Regions from separate parts of the Homo sapiens genome. Here region 2 is linked to region 1. A link is a loop called in an ENCODE intact Hi-C map of the cell type or tissue named here. Cell type or tissue: OCI-LY7. All regions are shown on one strand. Links, peaks and the distances in the headings refer to the core of each region. The heading gives the core; the rest is flanking DNA. Region 1 overlaps ATOSA (atos homolog A). Region 2 overlaps ATOSA (atos homolog A).

Region 1 (11,866 bases), core at 1,598-9,597:
CTTCTTTTCTAAACCTGTATTTTCAGGATTTATAAGAATAATATATACACTGCTTTTCAAGGACTTCAAGGTAATTCTTTATCAGTCTTCTGATTAATGGCAAGAACCAATTTTAGAAGATGTTAATATAGTAGTGGTTAGTAGTGAGAGCTTTTCAGTCAGATATGAGTTTGATTCCAAGGAACATTGTGAAGTGGGGATTATTTTATTTGGTAGGGGGCTGGACTAGATGACAGATTTCCTTCCAAATCCAAGTCTTTAGGATTGGAAATGTTAATTTATCCTACGAATTAGATGCTTATTTTAAAATTTATATATATTAAACTGGTTGTTTTTCCATATATTTTTTCAAAGTGATTAGACAAATTTTCTGGGTAAAATAGGTCTATTGAAATGCACCAGAAGGAATTGGAGAAAACCATACTTAATTTAGTGATTTAAATTAGTTTTAGGTGTTGGCTATTACATACAATCAGGCAGCAGCTATGTATGTATCAAGTATTAGTAAGTGTATTGCTCCTGAGCAGGTTCCTTGTGTAGAATGCCAAGTTTAGATTTTTAGATTACATCAATCACTTTGGAAAAATGGCACCAAGGTTAGTAATTGATTCTCAGAATAAACAAGCAAATAAAATCAAAGTCACTATTTATTTTGAATTGTTGTGAAAAGTTGCTTTACAGTCATAAGCAGTTTTAAAAATAGTATTTGCAGCCAAAACTAGTGTTAAACACAATAAAATGTTTAGTTACGTACTGATATAGATTTTTAGGGGAAACAAATTTATTCATCAAGATTTCCAAAGAAGTTTTCACCTTAAAAATTGTAGCTTTCTTTAGCATTCTCAGGTAAAGATGATGGGATTGTGAGTTTAGTATTGTGATTATATTCCATAATAATAACATAAACCTTTAGACCCATGGCTTTTTTTTTCTTTTACTAAAACCAGTGTAAGTAATCTTTTACTTAGCAAACTAGTACAGAAATATTGAAATAAGCTTTTCACAAACGTACTTACCCTTACTGTGCGCAATGTAATGTTGTATTTTCTATTCTATTTCACGTTTTGAAAAATTGCTGTCACCACCCATTGAATTGATTTCTTCACCAATTAATGGGTCATGATGACCTGCAATTTGAAAGGCAGAGTTATGGACAACTCTTAACGAGAAAACAGTTACACTTCATTTTTTTTTTTAAACTACATTGGTGTCCAAAGAACTATCCTATATAAATGAATTTTCTGGATAATTGAAACTTTTTAAACGTCAAAATATTTTTAGTTGTAATCATGATATGTGGAGACATTTAAAAAATGTTCACGCTTCTGGTTTGAGATTTTTTTGTCTCTAGTTTAAACCATCTCAGCCTATCTTTTTTTATTCTGATTTTTATGTTCCCTGGCTGTCAACAGTTTTTGTTGTTAATATATTTATCCTTGTCACCTTTTAATTTTCCTGCTTTTAGTCTCTGAGCTAGATAATTAGATAACCGTACTTAACACTAAGTTTTCTCTCTTTTTTTTTCTTTTTCTTTTTTTTTTTTGAGACGGAGTCTCGCTCTGTCGCCCAGGCTGGAGTGCAGTGGCGCAATCTCCGCTCACTGCAAGCTCCGCCTCCCGGGTTCACGCCATTCTCCTGCCTCAGCCTTCGGTAGCTGGGATTACAGGCGCCCGCCTCCACGCCCGGCTAATTTTTTGTATTTTTAGTAGAGACAGGGTTTCACCGTGTAAGCCAGGATAGTCTCGATCTCCTGAGCTCGTGATCCGCCCGCCTCGGCCTCCCAGTGTGCTGGGATTACAGGCGTGAGCCACCGCGCCCGGCCTAACACTAAGTTTTCTATAAGATGAACATAAATAGGAGAACTTCTCAGATGCTCATTCAGAGTGTGAGTAAAGTGTGGATTTTAATGTAGAGACTCAGATTATAGTTTTGTGAAAGACAGCTGTGCTTCAAAGAGTTAAAGTTTCTAAATAAATACAATAGCCTCTTATCGTACATGATTGGGTGTGGTAGTTGGTTGGCTAACTGTAAAAGTTTAAGGTGGGGGTCAGGAAAAATGCCTTAATTCTTTTTCTATTGGCTGTTTTTATGGAAGGTGTGGGGAGCATTGGTCAATTCTGCTCCCTACAGCCTCCATAAAAACAAACTGATAGCCAATAGAAAAAAATTATCTGAAGGTCAGGAGTTTCTACTGTACTTTGAAATAAGATGTTATGGTATAGCATGATAGATTTCACAATAGTCGATAGTATTTTACTGTACGATAGTATTTTACTGTACTGTAAAAAAAATTAATTTTAAGCAATAATATAACATTACTTGGGTAACACTGCCAAAGATGAGTCTTAGATGTTGTCATTAGCAGACCTGTGTTTTTATACTTGTTCCATTACTTGCTTGCTCTCTAATCTTCATCACATAATCTCTGAGAGTCTCAGTTTCCTTGTCTGTAAAATGGGAATAATTCCAACTTCTCACAGTTAGAATGAAATATGACCGTGCTTGGCACATAGCAGATATTAAATAAATAATATCGTTTATTATGTTAAATAAACATTACAAATGCTTATATATTGGTTATATAAGCTTATATATAAGCATTACAAATGCTTATATACTGGTTATATAAGCTTATATATAAGCATTACAAATGCTTATATATTGGTCAATTACAAGATATACTCAACAAAGGTAAATAAATAATGAAATGTTTAATAACCTAATGCTATTTTGTTCTGTTTTGCATTGATAGTGTTCAAACTGCTAAGGCTCGAGCAGATTAATAATTTTTTAATATATAGTTATCTGAGAAAATATAAAAGCTACAGAAGGATACTTGCAGTATATGTATAATGTATTTATATTGTCATTTGCTATTACAATTATGGCTTCTATATGTAGAGGATGACATGGGTGGACTAAGCTTTCTGGAATAATTAGATTTTTAAGTGATGTTAACAGCTGACTAGAGCTGGGCAGCTGGAAAATTTAATGTTATTCCACCTTTGACTCAAGGATGTACAAGTTTGGACCTGGTTCTAGACCTGTGTGTATATTGAATACCTGGTGTTTCAAGAGAAGTCTAAGGTGTGGTCCACGGCCTGTTGCGGTGGCTCATGCCTGTGATCCCAGCACTTTGGGAGCCCGAGGAGGGTTGATTGCTTAGAGCTTAGAAGTTCGAGACCACCCTGGGCAACATAACAAGACCCTATCTCTATTTAAAAATAAATAAAATGTGGTCTTAGTGTAGAGGTAATTAAAAACATATTAGGTTATGTTCTAAATGTATTTCTAATTTTGTATTTTTAATATCTGAGCTTAATCAAAACTGCTATGAAAGATTAAGACCTATAAAATAAATCATAAATTAGTAATTTAAATCTACTGTTTTAATTCATATTTAAAAACATTGTAGGCTGTTGATCTTTAAGTTAAAACTAGTAGTGCAAAATCTGTTCCACAAACAAAACACCACACTATTTTGTGGTTTTTGTTTTTGAGGTTAAAATAGAGAAGTGCTTAGTTTTTTCCTCCATTTGGCTATATTACAAATTTAGACATTAGCCTTAGAATTTCAGTGGCTTATGAACTTAACTATAGCATAATGCAACCCTGTTAACCTCAAACAATTCACTCCTGGGCAGGTGAAATAGGAAAGAAGTGTTAAGGACTAGAAAAATGTAGCAAAGCAATTAGGTGCATTGCTTGCTAAGAATAGTTCATTGTTAGTTGATGTAAATCAAACAAAAGAAATGGCAGATGTTGGAGAAGAAATACTGACTAGATTAAATAAAGCGGCCTTTTGCTAAATTCCCAGGTAGAGGTGGTCATGATAGTATGAGTAGCAACAGCTAATACTTGTTCATACTATGTGCCAGGCACTGTCTTAAGTACTTCACATATATAACTCATTTAATCCTCACAGATACTCAAGGAAATAGATGCTATTGTCATCTCTGTTTTATGGATAAACGAAACTGAGTCATAGAGAAGTTTGGTAACTTACCCAAGGTTACACAGCTAATAAAAGGGCAAGCTCAAATGTGAAGTGAACTTGAGCATATGCTCTTAAGCTCCCTGACTGGTAGCAGTAAGTAATGTTAAAATACCATAAGATTTTGGGACCAAAGTGGTTTAAAAATACTTGAGGAAAACTCCAAACAGGTATTTGGTAAGTATTGTGATCTTGGAAAGCTGCTTGTCCTCTCTGCCTCAGCTTTATCTTTACAATAGGGAAAGTAATAGTACCTCAGCTCATGGTTATTTTGAGGATTAAATAAGTTAATGTGTGTAATATGCTTAAAACAGTGGCTGGCACTTAGCATTCAAATGTAAACTGCTATTATTTTTGGACATTTTCTAAAGAAGAAACCAGTCAGTTAGTGAAAGCTGAGGAAGACAAAAGGGGGCTAATTCAGCTGCATGTTTTGTATATTCAGTGTGATCACAAGTTAAAAGCTGGCTACTGTTGTTCTTTCATCCATTTATGTTGATGAGTCTTGGCATCAGTAGCTGTCAAATAATCAATGGCTTGATACAACTTCTGAGATTCAGATACTAAAGGGGTTGACGTAGAGATACCCCATCTATGTTTTTGCCTGTCATCCAGTAAGAAGGAAATGATTCAGTGGACTAAACCCTGTCATTTCTTTGAAGAATGAGAAAAAAAAGATAATTGGAAGGCAGAACTGAAAGGCAAATGTGTATATAAGGAGAGTGACTTAAAAATTGATTTTCTCTTCAAGAACTGAAGAAACCCATGGGGTCTGAGCCTTCTGCATTGTGAACAAATATAGAAAAAAATTAGTTGTTAAAGAATATTTATATTCTTTTGCCTTTCTCGCCTTTGGATCTAATTATGAAAATGTTTTCACCCTTTTTGAGGCTGGGGATTTTAAAAACTGGAAATATTAAACTCAGACTAACAATACTGGTTTTTTTTTTTTTGGATAATGAAAAGGCAAAATTGTAGTACTTGGAAACAGTACTTCTTAGTAGGTAAACCAAAGTCAATTTGTTAATAGTTAATTCTATCTTTGCTCAAATAGGTGAAAAATCAGAAGAGTTCCTCATGTTAGACTTTTTCTTTTTCTTTTTCATGGGATGGGGTCTTACTGTGTCACTCAGACTGGAGTACAGTGATGCAATCATAATTCACTGTAGCCTCCAACTCCTGGGATCAAGAGATCATCCTGCTTAAGCTTCCAGAGTAGCTGGGACTACAGGTGCACGCCACTATGCCTGGCTAATTGTCTTTTTTTTTTTTTTTTTTTTTTGAGAAATGGGGTCTCACTATGTTGCCCAGACTGTTCTCATTCTCCTGGGCTCAAGCAGCCCTCCTGGCTCAGCCTCTCAAAGTGCTGGGATTACAGGTGTGAGGAATTGCACCTGGCCCAGACTCTTATTAAAGTAAAACAGGATGGAATAGGTAAAAAATGCCAGCAGATAATCAAAATATTAGCCTAAGAGCCCATGTGTAATACCACAATTCCTAGCAATAATTTGAGTTGAGCTTTCTCATATTTTCCTTTCCATGTAAAAGATACTCATCTCTTCCCCTTGTTTACCATATCCAGCCCCACTAGCTGCCTTTTAGGTTTTTGATTACCACTTAGGATCTGGTATGCGAAATTCCTTCTGCCTAAAAAGCCTTTCTCCCCAGTCATCACATTGGTGTCTCCTTGTTGTTCTTTTGTTATAGAACTTAACCGTCATTTTTTCAGAGAGGTTTTCTCTCACTACCCTATCCAAAGTGCTCAGTGAATGTTAATTGCTGTCATTTATTAAATGAGATGTCCCTTGTTATTCTTTGTCTGAGCAGCCTGTATTTCCTTCATAGCATTGACCACATTTTGTAATTTCTTTTGTTTATTGTCTGTCTCTACAGCTAGATTTTAAGTTTTGTGAGTCCGGAAACCTTGTCTCTTATTCACACCTGTATTCCCATCATTTAGTAGGCAGTCTTGTACATGGTAGGTGCATAGGTGTTTAATACATATTTGTTAAATGAAAGAATGACTTGTATGTCTCAGTATTTGTGGAGCAGATAGGAATAGGAGCAGCTGGGTAGCAATATTTGATTGTTTTACTGATACCAGCTGAACTTCTGCCAATTTAGGGATTGGTTTGAATTAATGACTGTTAGGCTGTTATCACAATTTTATACTTAATTTTTTGAAAATACAGTTAAGGATACTATCCATAACTTAAATAAAGGTTATATTTCTTAATTAATCATATCTTATTGAATTAAAACACTATAAAATATCTTAAAAGTAGGCAAAAGCCATTTAGTGACAATGGTTTCCAGTTTATATACGTCTAACAAATGATTCATACACAGACATTTGCTAGAAGCTCTCTGATGTCCACCCCCTGTGCTGAATTTGCTCCTATTGCTGTTTCTGAGAGAGAGGGAGAATGTCTGTATGTTCAAATTGGTAAACCTCAGGTTTATGAATATAAGAAAGTACAAGTCGGATAGACTAATGGAAAAAAAACTCAAAGGATTTAGAGTTTAGATTTGGGACCCATTCTTGGATTAAGTCCCAAACCTGTTTACTTATCTGTAAGATGTAGCTGGCTAAGGGTGTTGCTTCTGAGCTTCAACTAAGATAATATGTCAAAGAACATAGTAAGCCATGAGATGCTATATAAATGTGGACTAATTTACTCTGTGGGCAGGATTATTTGTATAGATGTGCAAAGGGCCAGGTCTTCCCAAATACAGCCAGCTGCATCTTAGTTGGTGCTATTCACACAGTATGAGGATTTTATTACTTTTAGTTTCCTCTTGCTATCCTGACAGAAATTATACCAACTAGAGATTCACTTGGATTAATAAATGTATACTTAGTTATACATTTTTCGAGGACTGTTGAAATGATGGTCATATTTTAGTTTAAATGGTTTCCTTTTAGCAGCGTACTATAATGCAAGAAAAGTTAAGACACTAAGCTTTTAGGATCAAATTTGGATTGAAATTCTAACTTCGGAACTTACCAGCCAAATTACCTTGAAAAAATTACATAGCCTTTCTGAACAACGGTTTTGTTTTTTGCTCTAATACCGTCAACCTTAAGCCTTGTGGGAAAGGTAAACTGAGAACATATGGTTTGGCACTTAACATACGCCTAGCACTGGGTAGGGATTGCTAAATGGTTTCCTCTGCTAACAAGAATACACAGCTTGGAACAGCTGCACTGAGGAAATGAGTGTTTCAGAACTCCGTTTTGAAAACTGGTTGGAACAAGCATGAAAGATCAATGGACACTTATGTCACTGTCAACCTTGTCTTCTGAAATATACAATAACATAGAAAAAAGTCAAAACCAGCATTGAACTACCCAATCTTTAATGCAAATGCAATGGAGAGGGAAAGTAGGCAAATTGGAACACAGCCCACTATTTCTGGGTGATAGTAGACCCTAATGAACAGTTTAGAGCAGCATCAGGGCAGAGAGTGAGGCAGAGGTGGGAACTAGAAAGAGGCTGATGGAAAATAGAGTGGTGAGATGTTGCCCAAAACTGCTTTTTTCTTTGTTTCAGAGTATTACCTAGGATTGATTCAGTGCTTGGAGCATGGCCCTTCTGCTTCCATGACCCAGAATTTAGATTTGTTCCATGATGCTGCAAGATGGCCATTATAGGTTAAGAAACCTTTGGTAGACTCTTCTGGGAATCTAATCATAACTCATATTGCTTGTCAGTAATATTTAAGCCTAAATAATGGTCAGACTTAAACATATCCCCTTTGGGAACATGACCAATCTGTATTTGGGAATAAACAATATTTAAAGTTTTCATATTTTGGTTTCCCACTTAACCAAATGTATATTCCTGAATGGAATTAATTTAGCGTCAGTATCTGAAATTAGGCTATTTGTAAAACTTTATCCTAACATCTAGAAAGTGCATTTACATTTTTCATCAAATTAGCAATTTTCTTTTGTGAAGAGAGATCATGGTTTGTGAGAGAGATCATTGGCCATTTCTACTTAAATTTATAACAGTAAGAGAATGTATAATTTTAGCCCTTGATATTGGCAAACTTCTTTTTGTTTATTTTGGTCTTAAAATAACTTTAAAGGTCTATATCATATTTGGTGTGTTTGACAGAAGGATGCTGATATACAAAAAATTATTCATTTTATGAAAGAACTAACCATAGGATTTCTCTAAGTTACCCTACTTTGCTTGCTCTACAATTATTATAATTAAAAATTTCAGGCCAGGCGCGGTGGCTCACGCCTGTAATCCCAGCACTTTGGAAGGCTGAGGTGGGCGGATCACAAGATCAGGAGATCGAGACCATCCTGGCTAACAATGGTGAAACCCCATCTCTACTAAAAAAATACAAAAAAATTAGCTGGGTGTGGTGGCAGGCGCCTGTAATCTCAGCTACTCTAGGACTGAGGCAGGACAGTGAGGCAGGAGAATGGCGTGAACCGGGGAGGCGGAGCTTGCAGTGAGCCGAGATTGCACCACTGCACTCAAGCCTGGGTGACAGAGTGAGTCTCCGTCTCAAAAAAAAAAAAAAAATTTCAAACCCACAGAAAAGTTGAAATACTACAATTAACATCCATTTACCTTTTCATAGATTAATTGTGACCATTTTACAACTTTTGTTTTATCTCCATATAAGTAGGTGGGATGGGTGGGTGGGCTAGATAGACATGGAGTTTTGTTGTCTGTTTTTTTCTATTTTTAATGCAAAGCCTTTTTGTTTATTTCAAACTGGTACTTTTTTCAGTTGACACATTGCAATTGTATATATTTATGAAGTCCAGTATGATGTTCCAATACATATATATGTTGTGTAAATAATTAAATCAGGGTATTTAGCATATCTTTCACCTCATGCACTTATGATTTCCTTGTGGGTGGGAACATTCAAAAGCCTCTTCTAGCTATTTTATAATATATAATACTTTAGGGTTATCCTTAGTCATCCTACTATGCAGTAGAACACCAGAATTTATTCCTCCTATCTAACTGTAATTTTGTATCTGTTGATCAACCTCTTCCTATTCTCTCCTTCCCCTTACCCAGTTTCTGGAAACCACTGTTCTACTCGCTACTTCTATGATAACAGCTTTTTTTTAAGATTCCACATAAGTGAGATCATGCAGTATGTGTCTTTCTGTGTCTGGCTGATTTTACTGAACACGATGTCCTCCAGGTTCATTTATGTTGTTGCAAATGACAGTATTTTATTCCTTTTGTGGCTCTATAGTATTCCATTATGTGTGTGCGCACGTGTGTGTACCACATTTTCTTTATGGACACAGATTGATTCCATATCTTGGCTATTGTGAATAATACTGCAATAAATATGGGAGTACAGATATCTCTTCAACATGCTGATTTCATTTCCTTTGGGTATATATGCCCAGTAGCGGAACTGCTGGATGATATGGTAGTTCTGTCTCTGATATTTTGAGGAATGTCTATACTGTTTTCCGTAATGGCTGTAATAACTTACAGTCTCAACCATGTGTAACTGTTCCCTTTTCTCCACATCCTTGCCAACACTTGTTTTCTTTTGTCTTTCTTTTGTCTCCAGCCATTCTAACCGGAGTAAGGTTTTATCTCATTGTGGTTTTGATTTGCATTTCTCTGGTTATTAGTAATGTTGAACATGTTTTCATATACCTGTTGGCCACTTGTGTAAGTTGCAGATGTCTTGACACTTCAGCCCCAGATACAACATGTATCCAGCAGTATGCTACAGCTGGCAGGTACTGGCTTGCAAAAGCCGATTGTGTATATTTCATTTCAACTCTTCACCTAGTTGGTTACTTGAAATCAGCCATGGTAATGGTATTTATACCATGGAAATTGGCAGTGCTACAAACCAAGGCCTTTTTTCCTCTCTGAGCCAGCCGTTAAACATTTACGGCCATACCACTGCATGTGTCTTCTAAAAATAAAAGTATTCTTCTGTATACCTGCAATACAGTTACTGCATTCAATCTAATACTTACATAGTACTAATATCTAATATACAGTTTATACTCATATTTTCCTAGTTGTTCCAATAACATCTTTAGTCACATTGCCTTTTAAAGTTGTACATTGCTTCCTTTTACAGAAATGGAGTTAGACCCTGATGTTAGACAACATTTACAAAAGTTTTGGAGTATGCCATAAGAATATGATAAAAAATTAGATCATGTAAATAGAACAGCTAATTAATATTTTAGTAGATTTTTCCTCTAGCTTTTAAGTATTTAGGCAAAATGGATTAAAGAGAAAAGTGAATATTGTTGAAATCCCAGATTTTATTCCATTGATAACACATTAAACAATTATATTTTTAAACCTAAAGTCTCAGGCTGACTGACCTCATTTCCTGGTGATTTCCAAGGTTCCCTGCAGTCTAGCCATATTAGTCCTGTTATTCTTCAGTCACTACAAGCACATTTGACACTTTGGGGCCTTTATATTTGATATCTTCGCTCAGAATATAAGTCTCCTGGCTCTTTTTTTTTTTTAACTTGGCTTTCTGCCATCAAAGAAGCCTTCTCGGACCATCCTTCAAAGAGTACAGCTAATTCATTCTCCCTTTACTCTGCGTTACTCTCTTCATAGTCCTTACATTGTTTAATCTGGTATTCTGTGTTTATTTCTTTTCCCCTCTCCCCAACAGGAATATAAGCTTCATGAGGGCAGGGAAGGGATTTAGTGGCATTTGTTCACTGCTGCATTTCCCCATACACAGACAGGTACCTGGCATTTAGTGGCTCTTCAATAAATGTTTAGTGTTGAATGAACACTTGGCATGCATTTTAATATCTTTGTGGTGTAGCATAAAACTTATTACTTGACAACGTTATGCATTCTCTTTTCTGAGATTTGTTAGTTTAGTAACCCTAAGATCTAATTCTCCAGTGTCAAGTTTTTTGCTTCTAAATGGAAATGTTTATGCCCACTTCACAAGGTTATTGGGGGATCAAATGAGATGTTATACATGAACTCCCTATATACAAGATAGAGTGCTATGTAAATATAAGTAGTTGTTCATTCTCTAAGCATTTATGTTTACTTATCAGGTATTGTGCGAGGTTCTGGAAACATACAGATGAATAAGTCAGCAGGGTACTGTGTGTGAGTCTGGGGGGCAACTAGAAAAATTCTTGACTCCTTTGGAAATGTCTCTTGCTAATGTAGTGTTTGTAGTTTGAGGAATCATGGCCTCAGATATATTGGTTCCCTAAACTAAGACATTAACATCCTTCAAAGTCTTATGAAATAGTAGGGAATTTTTCTTCTATCCTCTTAAAAATTACACTAGTAATATGAGTCTGTCAAAGAAGTACAAAATTTAGATAAGCTAAAAGAAAAGGAGAAAATACCCAATAGTAATGCTCCTATTCTGTGATTAGACAGTTCATGTTTTGGGTGCCAGGGCGGGGTGTGTGTTTTTCCTTCTAGTCTGTAAATGTACGTACATATTAATAGTATATTTTTTAATTAAACCATATATACTGTTTAGGAAACTTTTTTTACCTAATGTAATTTGTATATTTTCATGTCATTAAATATTCTTCCCTTATGGTATATTTAATGGTCGTATAGCTAACTTTTGCATGCCTGTGTCATTTGGCCAATTTATACTTCTTAATGTTTTAATTTTTAACTGTGGTAAAATGTGGATAACATAAAATTTATCTTCCTAACCATTTTCATGTGTACAAGCTTTTTGTTGGATACTTAAGCTTCAAGTTTTGGCTAGTATAAACAGCACTGTAATGAACATTCCTTTAACTTAAATCCTGGTGTATTTCCTTATCTTTTCCAGACGAAGTTCTAAAAGTAGAATTACTTGATCAAAGTATATACAAACATTTTTTGATTATTGTAA
Region 2 (11,866 bases), core at 2,336-10,335, 64 kb after region 1:
TACTTGGGAGGCTGAGGCAGGAGAATCGCTTGAACCCAGGAGGCGGAGGTTGCAGTGAGCCGAGATTGCGCCATTGCACTCCAGCCTGGACAAAAAGAATGAAACTCTGTTTCAAAAATAATAGTAATTATTATTATTAATTATATTACAATTATAATTAATATACCAGTTCAACTAGAATTTGGAATTATCCATCATCTCCTCACTTCTGTAGTTTGTGAATCAAAAGTTTAGTATATTTTGATTCTCATTTTTATTATTTTCACTCTATGTTAAATGAATAATGTGTAATGTGACATTAGTTATTTTAGGCAGACCAGATGAGTTCTTACTAAGAGTACATTAAATTGAGGACCCTTTGCCCCTTTTTTATATCAGATACTCTGGATGAATATTTTGAATATGATGCAGAGGAGTTCTTGGTCTCTTTGGCCTTGCTGATAACAGAAGGACGAACACCTGAATGTTCTGTAAAAGGTCGAACAGAAAGCTTTCATTGCCCTCCAGCACAGTCTTGTTACCCAGTAACTACCAAACATGAATGTAGTGACAAGCTGGCCCAGGTGAGAATCTTGTGTTGAATGCTTTGTATCTTTTATATAAACTAGTTTATGTTCATCATCACCTTTATTTTATTACAGTTATAATTGTCATATTTCAATGTAAAATTGATCATAATCATAAAGGGAAAAAATCCAAATCCTGGACCATAGCTAATAACCTTGGCTCTCAAATGAGGCTCTTGAAGGCATTGCAGGTAACTCTGCTGATCAGTGGGGAAGTGGGCACCCAATTTCATACCTGCTGTCTCATAAGCTAGATTTAAGACTATCTCTGCTGTTGGATTTTACTTTATTTATTTATATATTTGAGACGGAGTCTCGCTCTGTTGCCCAGGCTGGAGTGCAGTGGCGCGATCTTGGCTCACTGCAACCTCCACCTCCCGGGTTCAAGCAATTCTTCTGTCTCAGCCTCCTGAGTAGCTAGGACTACAGGTGCGTGCCACCACACCAGGCTAATTTTTGTATTTTTAGTAGAGGCGGTGTTTTGTCATATTGGCCAGACTGGTCTTGAACTCCTGACCTCATGATCCGCCCTCCTCAGCCTCCCAAAGTGCTGGGATTACAGGCATGAGCCAGGACGCCCCGTCTGCTTTATTTTGAGAATCTCAGCCCTGGCTCATCCACTTTGTGTTGTTATTCATTTGGTAAATTGATGTTGTTATGATTATTTTCCCTGCATTAACCAATTTCCCTTTTGTATTCCTTTTTTTTTTTAAATGGGAAGATATTTTTTGTTAATGTTTTTGTGTAACATTGTTCAAAATATTTTGGTGTAGTAGCATATAATTTGCTTTAAGAATTTTTCTCCCACTTATTAGTTTCTCAAATGTGATCCAAAATTGTAAACTCTAAAAATCGTGTCTATTTTGAGGCTGGGCGCAGTGGTTCACGCCTGTAATCCCAGCATTTTGGGAAGCTGAGGAGGGTGCATCACGAGGTCAGGAGTTCAAGACCAGCCTGGCCAACACAGTGAAACCTCATCTCTACTAAAAATACAAAACTTCGCTGGGTGTGGTGGTGGGTGCCTGTAATCTCAGCTACTCGGGAGGCTGAGGCAGGAGATTCGCTTGAACCCAGGAGGCAGAGGTTGCAGTGAGCCAAGATGGTGCCATTACACTCCAGCCTGGGAGACAAGAGTGAGACTCCATCTCAAAAAAAAAAAAAAAAAAGATCTTGTTTATTTTGAGCGTTTAATGAAAATGAGTTTTTAATATTTTGGTGTTCGGATTTAAGAAGTAATCTTTCCTGTGAAATGATGAAATTAATAAAGTAGGCAAGGCTGGGCCAACTCAGAGGCCTGTCAGACATTGGATGTAGCAGTTCTTTTTCCACAAGGTAGAGCAAAGATACACTCCTCAAGAAAATTTGCATTATAAATGTTCAATACAGCAGGGGCACTGTGGCTCATTCCTGTAATCCCAGCACTTTGTGAGGCCAAGGTGGGCAGATCACCTGAGGTTAGGAGTTTGAGATCAGCCTGGCCAACATGGAGAAGCCCTGTCTCTACTAAAAGTATAAAAATTAGTCTGGCGTGCTGGCGGGCACCTGTAATCCCAGCTACTTGAGAGGCTGAGGCAGGAGAATCGCTTGAACCTAGGAGGCAGAGGTTGCAGTGAGCCGAGACTGCACCACTGCCCTCCAGCCTGGGCGACAGAGCAAGTCTCAGTCGCAAAAAAAATAAAATAAATGTTCATTACTAATCCTTGCACTCTAGAGCTCACTAAGCATAGATCCGTTATTAAATGAGGAAACCTAGATAGCCAATTCTGAGCAAAGCTCTGCAATAGCTGACTCATTTCTCACACAGATGTCTACTTTACAATGATAATTTTCTATTTTAAACACAAAATTAGGTGGGTTTTTGAGACATTTTGCTTATATTCATTTTCTCTAAGTGCCGCCAAGCCAGACGAACTAGGTCTGAGGTCACATTGTTGTGGAAGAATAACCTTCCAATCATGGTGGAAATGATGCTACTACCAGACTGCTGCTACAGCGATGATGGGCCCACCACAGAGGGAATTGATCTAAATGATCCTGCGATTAAGCAAGATGCATTATTATTAGAAAGATGGATCTTGGAGCCAGTTCCTCGACAGTAAGTTGTTGAACGTAGTTCAAAGTTGTTCTTGGTAAATCAAGTTTTCCATTACTTCTTATAAATTATTTTAATGTATCATGTCTTTGAATTCCTCTATGTAATAAAATTGAGATAGTATTTATATTTGGCACTAAAATGAGTAAATATAGTACTTGCATTTAGTAATTGTGACTTCAAGTGACATCGTAAGTGTATTCCTATGCTCTTCAAAGCACAAATCCTGAGTGATAAGTTTATGGATCTCAGCTTCTGCCATTCTAAAATTCAGTCATTTTGTACTTGCCTACATTTAAATTATGCTTTGTTACTTCCTTAGGAATGGTGACCGATTTATTGAAGAGAAGACGCTTCTGTTGGCTGTCCGCTCATTTGTGTTTTTTTCTCAGTTAAGTGCATGGCTGAGTGTTTCTCATGGTGCTATTCCACGAAATATTCTCTACAGGTATGTCTAGGGCCAAAAAAAAAGGACAGTGCGTATTCAGCCACCTTGGTTAGCAACCGAATGGCATTTTACCTTTTAAATAGATTATTTCCTGCAATTCTAAATGTAAGTGGATAAAATTTACTGAGGTTTTTCAAAACAAGTTAGAGAGATTTGGATTGACTCAATATGAATTTTGTTTGTTGTATTAAATTTGGTATGAATAATATCAAGAGAACTTTTAAGCTTACTTTAGAGAACCAATGGACTTAATGCTGCTATTATAAAGTAGAAAAGTTTTCTGAGCTGCTGAATTTTTATGTTTGACTTAATTTTTGGCATCTTGGATAATGTAAACATATAGGCTGCTAAACAGCTAACTGGCTTTTTAGGCAGATGGCCATGAGATAGGGTGTCTCTTAATCACCTTGCACAATGGAATTAGCTGAATCCATTTATGTGCTAGCAATTACAAAGTCCTTTTTTCTGTTTTAACAAATATTTTTAAGTTATAATATTCTTGAGCTTTAATGCTTAAGTGATCTGGTGTTCTTAAAAAGATCATCTCTTCCAAGCATAAGCTATTATATCACTTACATTGGTTTTATCAGAATTATATGCATGGTAAAGTGGCTAAAAGTAAACCTCAGTGGTAATTAACGCAAACAAAAATAAGTGTATGACTGCTTTACATTTAAAATAATATACAATAATAAGGATCTAACCTTTATAATCCAATAATACAGTATTTTTCTGTGTGATTCTAGAATCAGTGCTGCTGATGTAGACCTACAGTGGAATTTTTCACAGACTCCAATTGAGCATGTGTTTCCTGTTCCCAATGTTTCTCACAATGTTGCCTTGAAAGTCAGTGTTCAGTCCTTGCCCAGACAATCTAATTATCCAGTTTTGACGTGCAGTATTCACACTAATATTGGCCTTTATGAGAAAAGAATTCAACAACATAAACTTAAAACTCATCAGCACCATAACCCAAATGAAGCAGAACAATGTGGTACAAACAGTTCACAGCGTCTGTGTAGCAAACAAACTTGGACCATGGCACCTGAAAGTGTGTTACATGCAAAAAGTGGCCCAAGTCCAGAATATACTGCAGCTGTCAAAAATATCAAACTATATCCAGGCACTGGCAGTAAATCTGACCATGGGACATCTCAAGCCAATATTCTAGGCTTTAGTGGTATAGGTGATATAAAATCACAAGAAACATCAGTGAGAACTTTAAAATCATTTTCAATGGTTGATTCCAGTATCTCTAACCGCCAGAGTTTCTGGCAGTCAGCTGGTGAGACTAACCCTTTAATAGGCTCTTTAATTCAGGAGCGGCAAGAAATCATTGCAAGAATTGCCCAACATTTGATTCATTGTGATCCAAGCACTTCACATGTTTCTGGACGTCCATTTAATACTCAAGAGTCTAGTTCACTCCATTCAAAACTTTTCCGGGTTTCACAAGAAAATGAGAACGTGGGAAAAGGTAAAGAAGCTTTCTCCATGACTTTTGGTAGTCCAGAGTTTAGTTCCCCAGAAGACACCAATGAGGGGAAAATTCGACTAAAACCAGAAACTCCTCGAAGTGAAACTTGTATTTCTAATGACTTTTATTCTCATATGCCTGTTGGAGAGACTAATCCTTTGATAGGCTCTTTACTCCAGGAGCGGCAAGATGTTATTGCAAGGATTGCTCAACACTTGGAGCACATTGATCCAACAGCATCACATATCCCCCGGCAGTCATTCAACATGCATGACTCCAGTTCGGTTGCATCTAAAGTGTTTAGGAGTTCATATGAAGACAAAAATTTGTTGAAGAAAAATAAGGATGAGTCCTCAGTTTCCATTTCTCACACAAAATGTTCCTTGTTAGGAGACATCAGTGATGGGAAAAACTTAGTACCTAATAAATGTTTTACTTCTTTTAAAAATAATAGTAAAGAAAAGTGTTCTTTGAAACATCAAACAAGAAATCAGTGTCAGAACAATCCTAGTGAAATCATCCAAAGTACGTATCAGGAGACACAGAACAAAAGTTCTAGTTTATCAACTTCCTCAATTTTGTCTCAGCACAAAGAAAATAACTTAGATTTGACAAGCAGATTCAAGGAGCAAGAAATGAGCAATGGAATTGATAAACAGTATTCAAATTGCACCACTATTGACAAACAGATTTGTACAAATAAGTATAAGGAAAAAATAATAAATGAGAACTATAATCCAAAATTCTTTGGCAATCTTCAGTCTGATGATTCCAAAAAAAATGACTCAAAAATAAAAGTTACTGTGTTGGAAATGTCTGAATATTTGAACAAATATGAAAGCATGTCCTCAAATAAAGACTCAAAAAGGCCTAAGACATGTGAGCAAAATACTCAACTTAATAGCATAGAGAATTATCTCAATAAAGATAATGAAGGTTTCAAATGTAAAAAGTCAGACCAATTAAAAAATGAACAAGATAAGCAAGAAGATCCAACTAATGAAAAATCCCAAAACTATTCTCAGAGAAGAAGTATAAAAGACTGTTTGTCTACATGTGAGCAACCAAAAAATACAGAGGTATTGGTAAGTAACATCTAATATGTCAAATGTAAGTCTCAAATATTTGTTATGGTTTAAATTTTGTTCACAGGAGATCTGGTTATAAAGGCCCAAGGTTCCATTATCTATAGGACACACAGTCTGATAGAATAATAAACCTACAGAACTAGTATTAACATCCTTGCAAATAACCCACTCTCCTAAGAACAAATGCTAAGTAAATGGAGGAAATAAAGATCATGCTGTTTAAAAAATAGGAAGTGGTACCTTTTTAAAAAACTGTTAATAGGACAGTAATTGTTTTCATGACATGTTAGGTCTATTATTTAGGTCTTTTAGCTCTGTTCTCCCCCTGCTCCCCCATCTTAAAGGCCTCTTTTTCTTCTAGTCAGAAGCACCCAGGCCAGGCACAATGGCTCACAGCCTATAATTGCAACACTTTGGGAGGCCAAGGCAGAAGGATCACTTGAGCTCAGGAGTTGGAGACTAGCCTGGGCAACATAGTGAGACTCTGTCTCTACAAAAAAAAATAAATAAATAAAAATTGGCCAGGCATGGTGGTACATGCCTGTAGGCCCAACTGTTTGGGAGGCTGAGGTGGGGGAATCACTTGAGCCCAGGAGTTGAAGGTTGCAGTGAACTATGATTGTGCCACTGCATTCCAGTGTGGGCAACAGAGTGAGACCCTGTTTCAAAAAAACAGAAACAGAAAAAAACCAACCAACCAAAACAGAAGCACTCAGCTTTTTAATATTTGATTTGTAATTTCAAGAGAATGAATACTATATAATATTTATAAAATACTACTTGGATTTTGTATATTGCTTGTATATAACGTTCAGTTATATTACATATTAGGTTTCTGCAAAAGTAGTTGAAGTTTTTGCCATTGAAAGTAATGGCAAACCTCAGTTACTTTTGCACCAACCTAATAGGGTACTTGGTTCTTTTTGATACTTCACCATATGGGACAGGTAGGACAGTTATGAGGAAACTAGGACTCAAAGAGAATGACATACCAGTAGCTGTACAAAGTCCTTAGTGATTCAACTGGCGCCCCCACCCCAGTCTCTTGACTCCTAATCCAGGCTCCTTTCTACTACCTCACAATAATCAAGGACAAATTTGTGGACTGTACAAGTCCTTGGTTCATTCCTCTTGTTTAGAAAATGAATTAATTCCTCCTGTTGCCCTTTTTTGTTTATTTCAGTACTTATAAACAATTCTTAGAGCAAAAACAGTCAGAAATCAAATTTGTATTAGCTTAATGTATTATTTGTTAGCAGGTCAGACCCAATATTAGCGGTGTGCCCATTGTGCTATGCCATTGGTCAGTTAATGACTTTCAAAGTGTCTATAGGGAAACCACCAAGTTACTGGTCAAAACACCTGAGTTCTAGTCCTGGCTTCATAGTTTAGGCCTTAAGTGACCGTAAATAAGTCGTATTACTTATAAAAACCTGTTTCCTCAATTTTACAAGACTCATGATTAATCTCTTTTGCCTATCTTAGAGTGGTGATAATCAAACAATTTATAAATATTTTGTAGACCTTAATGTACTATATACATAAAAGATATTTTAAGTTATTTTCATTTCATTTGATTTCCTACCAAACCACCTTTTAATTTCTAAAAATCATTAGGCTTCACTTTCCTTTACTTTTCCAAGCAGTATCTCAATTATATGGAAAATTTCTTCTGAAGTACCTTGATCCAAGTCTAAATGACCTAAGTTTGTCTTCTTTATCACTCAAATTAGCTTTCCTGGACAGAGTTTTAAAATTTTGCCATGTTTCCAGTTTATATTTTTCTTCAGAAGATCTCGCTCTAACATGGGGTTTAATCAAATGGTAGTTTCCAATTTTCTAAAAGTATAATTGTCACAAAAACCTACACTGGCCTTAAGAATGTTCGGTTCTTATGATCTTTTCTGTTATCTAATAGGGAGGCTTAAATCTGGCCGTGATATTTTTCAAGCCCACTAAGGTTCATTTTTTTCATGTACCTGTTTTAAATGTAATAAACAATTTACTGTGTGCCCCTTCTGAATATTTTACACATGTTGGCTTACTTAATCCCTCTCACTTTGATATGAAGGTAGGTGCTTTTACTAACTCCAGTTTACAAATGAGGACCTTGAGCTAGGGAAACTATAAAACTTGCCAGGGTCACAAAGCTAATAAATGGTAGAGCCAAGACCCAGAATAGTCTTTTATAATTTTTATTCATGTAATTTTTATGAATTTCTGATCTTTGGGTATAAACTTCTCCAGTCCTTAAGAATTAGCCTGTTTCTTGTATCACGTCAAAAACATAGTGCTGTGACTGCATTATATATAATTTTTAATTTACAGTGTTTCTTATATTTCTGTATCATGTTCCACCAAATTATATCATCTGAAAATGGTTCTTAATATTGACATAGTTTTATATTTTACAATATTATATGAATTTTTCCTGTGAGTACAGTAGTCGCCCCTTATCCACGGTTTCCTTTCCATGGTTTCAGTTACTCATGGTCAACCAGGTCACAAAATAGGTGAGTACAGTACAATAAGATACTTTGAAAGAGAGAAAGACTACATTCACATAACTTTTATTATGGCATATTATTATAATTGTATTTTATTATTATCATTAATCTCTTATTGTACCTAATTTATAAATTAAACTTTAGGATAGGTATGTATAGGAAAAAATATATATATTGTTTTGTACTACACGTGGTTTCAGGCATCCACTGGGGTTCATGGAATATATCCCCTGAGAATAAGAGGGGACTACCATAGTAGTTTTTTCACAAATTGAAATAATCAGGTATTAGTTTGCTAGATGATAAATTCTGAACAAATATGACCATATAAAGCATTTACATTTGGACATGTTTTCTTTAGAACTTAATTTATTCAGCATATTACAGTAACCATTTTAGACATTGTTTTCCAATTGGTATATATATATTGTGTGTAAACATAAGATGTAGATACACAGTTTGAGCATCCCAAATTTGAAATGTTCGAAAATCCCAAACTTTTTGATTGCTGACAAGGTGCTCAAAGGAAATTTTCATCGGAATGTTTCAGATTTGGGATTTTTGCATTTGGGGTGATTAACCAGTAAAGTATATATGATGCAAATACTCCAAAATCAGAAAAAAAATCCAAACTTCTAAACACTTCTAGTCCCCAAGTATTTTGGATAAGGGATATCCCACCTGTATATCACCAGCTTCACCAGCAATACCTCAGAATGTATTAGGAATGAGTCTAAAAACAAAAACACTGTCCAAGTTCTTTAAATGGTATTTAAATATTACAATTAACATCTAATTATTTTCCTAACAGAGGACTACACTGAAACATTCAAATGTGTGGCGAAAACATAATTTTCATTCCTTGGATGGAACTTCAACCAGAGCCTTTCATCCTCAAACTGGATTGCCTCTTCTTTCAAGCCCTGTAAGCATTTTTTTTCTTATCTCATGCTTAGAACTTACATACATCTGAAAGGTTTACAAATAATTTCATTCAAATTTTAATTGAAAAAAATTTAAATATCTTTAAATTTCCAGTAAGGAAACATTTTATTTTTTGATAACACATTTTACAGCTATGTGATAATACAGGAAAAGACAAAAATGTGAATAAAAATGAAATTTATTAGTTATAAAATTTATCTGAAATTCTTTTGCCTCAAATTGTAACTGTTACTAGATGTGAAAAAAACAAAAACCATCAAGTGGATTTGTGTCTTACTGATACCACTAACTGGGTCATCTGCAAGTTAAAACTATTGCTGTTTTTGATTTGGAATCCCTTCACTTAATCATCTTGAGACATATAAATCTCTCCACTCCTCAATTACTAATAGATTTAGAGATCTGAGTGCAGTGGTTAAAAGCATCACTTTGGAGTCACACTGAATTCCCCCTAGTTATGCAACACAATCTCTTGGAGTCTCAGTTTCCTCATATGTAAATCAGGATGATAATGTCTACCTTAGTGTTGTGAGGATGGTTAGTATCATCCCTCTTGCATGTAAGCAGTCAGTAGTTAGTTGGTATGGCTACCATTTCAGTTAAACTTGAGGCAAGCAGTAAATTGTATAGCAGAACTAAAAATCCGTGTAATTTGCCACAAACGTATTTTTAGTTGTATGTGTTTTTTAGTAACTAAAAGAATACAGTATCTCGCGTATGTTCAAAAAATAATTATTGAACAATAGATGTAGAATTTAAATGTATAACTTGGAGCTCAGTCTTCTATTTTAGAAAAGTTGAAGTCCAAACAACTTTAAAAAATTCCAAATGGATTTTGTTGTTTTTTGTATTTTTAGTAGAGACGGGGTTTCACCGTGTTAGCCAGGATGTTCTCGATCTCTTGACCTCGTGATCCGCCCGCCTCCGCCTCCCAAAGTGCTGGGATTACAGGCGTGGGCCACGGCGCCCGGCCATGTTTTTTCAAATTCTTATGGGTACATAATAGTTGTATATATTTACAGGGTACGTGTGATGTTTTGATACAGGCATACAATGTGTAATAATCAAATCGGAGTAAATGGATTATCTATCACTTCAAGGCTTTATCATTTCTTTGTGTTAGGAACCTTCCTATTTCACTCTTACTTTTAAATATACGATAAATTATTGTTAACTTTAGTCACCCTGTTTTGCTACCAAATACTAGATCTTATTCATTGTGTCCAACAGTGTTTTTGAACCCATTAACCATTCCCACTTTATCCCTCCCTCCTCACAACTCTTCCAAGCCTCTGGCAACCATCCTTATACCCTTTATCTTCATTAGTTCAAATGTGTTTGTTAAGCTCCCCCATATGAGTGAGAACATGGAATATTTGTCTTTCTTGCCTGGCCTATTTCACTTAGCATAATGTCCTTCAGTTTCATTCATATTGTTGCAAATGACAGGATTTCATTCCTCTTATGGCTGAATAATATTCCATTGTGTATATACTACATTTTCTTCATTCATCTATTGATGGACACTTAGGTTGCTTCCATATCTTGGCTGTTGCAAATGGTGCTGCACTAAACATTGGAGTGCAGCTATCTCTTTAATATACTAATTTCCCTTTTTTTTCCTTAAGATATATGCCCAGCAGTGGGATTGCTGGGTCATATAGTAGTTCTATTTTTAGTTTTTTGAGGAACTTCCATAGTCTTCTCCACAGTAGCTGTACTAATTTACATTCCCACTAACAGTGTATGAGGGTTTCCCTTTTGTTCCATCGTTGCCAGCATCCGTTATTGCCTGTCTTTTGGATAGAAGTCATTGTAACTGGAGTGAGACAACATCTCATTATGGTTTTAATTTGCATTTCTCTGATTAGTGGTGTTGAGCATTTTTTCATATATCTGTTGGCCATTTGCATATTGTCTTTTGAGAAACGTCTGTTCAGATTTTTTTTGTCCATTTTAAAATAAAAACTCCAAATGTTTGACCTACCTAAGAGGTGATTTAAAATGCCCAAGTGATCAGGGAAGAAATTTTCAGCGTCTTGCTGGTGTAAAAAGCACCACAGACTTCTGGTCAATATGGTAGACTAAGTCAATACAGGAAGACATTTGCCCCTTCCCCCACACAGAGATTCTGGAAGAAGTATAACTTCCAAATGCATAATGTTATGTAAGAGCAAGAAAGAAAAATTCCCAAGGTGTAACCTGGGGCAAATTTTGGTCCGCTAGGATATTTGAACCTAAAATAGCACTAGGGTTCAGTTCCCCTGCTGAGAACAGGAATCAAGGCTGCAAGTCTGTAACAATCTTATCTGAGACCAGATTCTTCATAAAGCCAGGCACAGGGAAGACTGGCCTTCTATAAATGAGAGAGGGGGAAAATGTATCCATCTATTTACTCGGGTGGAGTAGTACATGGGAGAAAAAGAAGCACCTGAAAGAAATTGTACCTAAATCTAAGCCACACATGGTAGGGGTTCTGAATTTATACTACCTATGAGATTCAGAGATGTCTAGCTAAGAAATAGCCATAAAAACTAAATTGGAACCCATGAAATCCATCTAGTATTAGTAGGGGAAACATGAAACTATCCCACATCTATAACCCAGGGCAGTGAGGATTTATTTTTATAGCAAATACGTCTTACTGAAGATGACCTTAGAGGAAAAAAAATTACAAAGCACCTTAAAAGAATCAGCAGGAGCAAGAAATGGGAGGATGCACATATAGGAACTCTGTTATCAG

The links. Hi-C counts contacts between places; a loop is a spot of excess contacts. Peaks named below come from ENCODE experiments on the same cell type or tissue, not always from the same donor. Only the 100,000 strongest peaks of a DNase experiment are listed, where the experiment ranks them.
Region 2: it touches region 1 in a loop (2.1-fold over the local background); 8 of 110 quality-filtered maps call a loop at or near these places.

What each region holds. Positions count from the first base shown.
Region 1 is chr15:52,665,583-52,677,448 of GRCh38, reverse strand. All of the region lies in intron 2 of ATOSA (atos homolog A), which reads left to right. Among named protein-coding and RNA genes, the nearest start is that of ATOSA, 7.9 kb to the left of the region's middle. RefSeq lists enhancers at 5,356-5,857, 9,469-9,548. In OCI-LY7, for the core only: no CTCF peak of the experiment used is centred there; no DNase peak of the experiment used is centred there; H3K4me3 peaks cover 2,073 bases; H3K27ac peaks cover 1,003 bases.
Region 2 is chr15:52,602,370-52,614,235 of GRCh38, reverse strand. It overlaps ATOSA (atos homolog A), which reads left to right. Exons shown (of 13, transcript NM_001385016.1): 3 at 379-563; 4 at 2,459-2,661; 5 at 2,981-3,106; 6 at 3,853-5,668; 7 at 8,990-9,103. Among named protein-coding and RNA genes, the nearest start is that of ARPP19, 39 kb to the right of the region's middle. RefSeq lists an enhancer at 1,639-2,138. In OCI-LY7, for the core only: no CTCF peak of the experiment used is centred there; no DNase peak of the experiment used is centred there.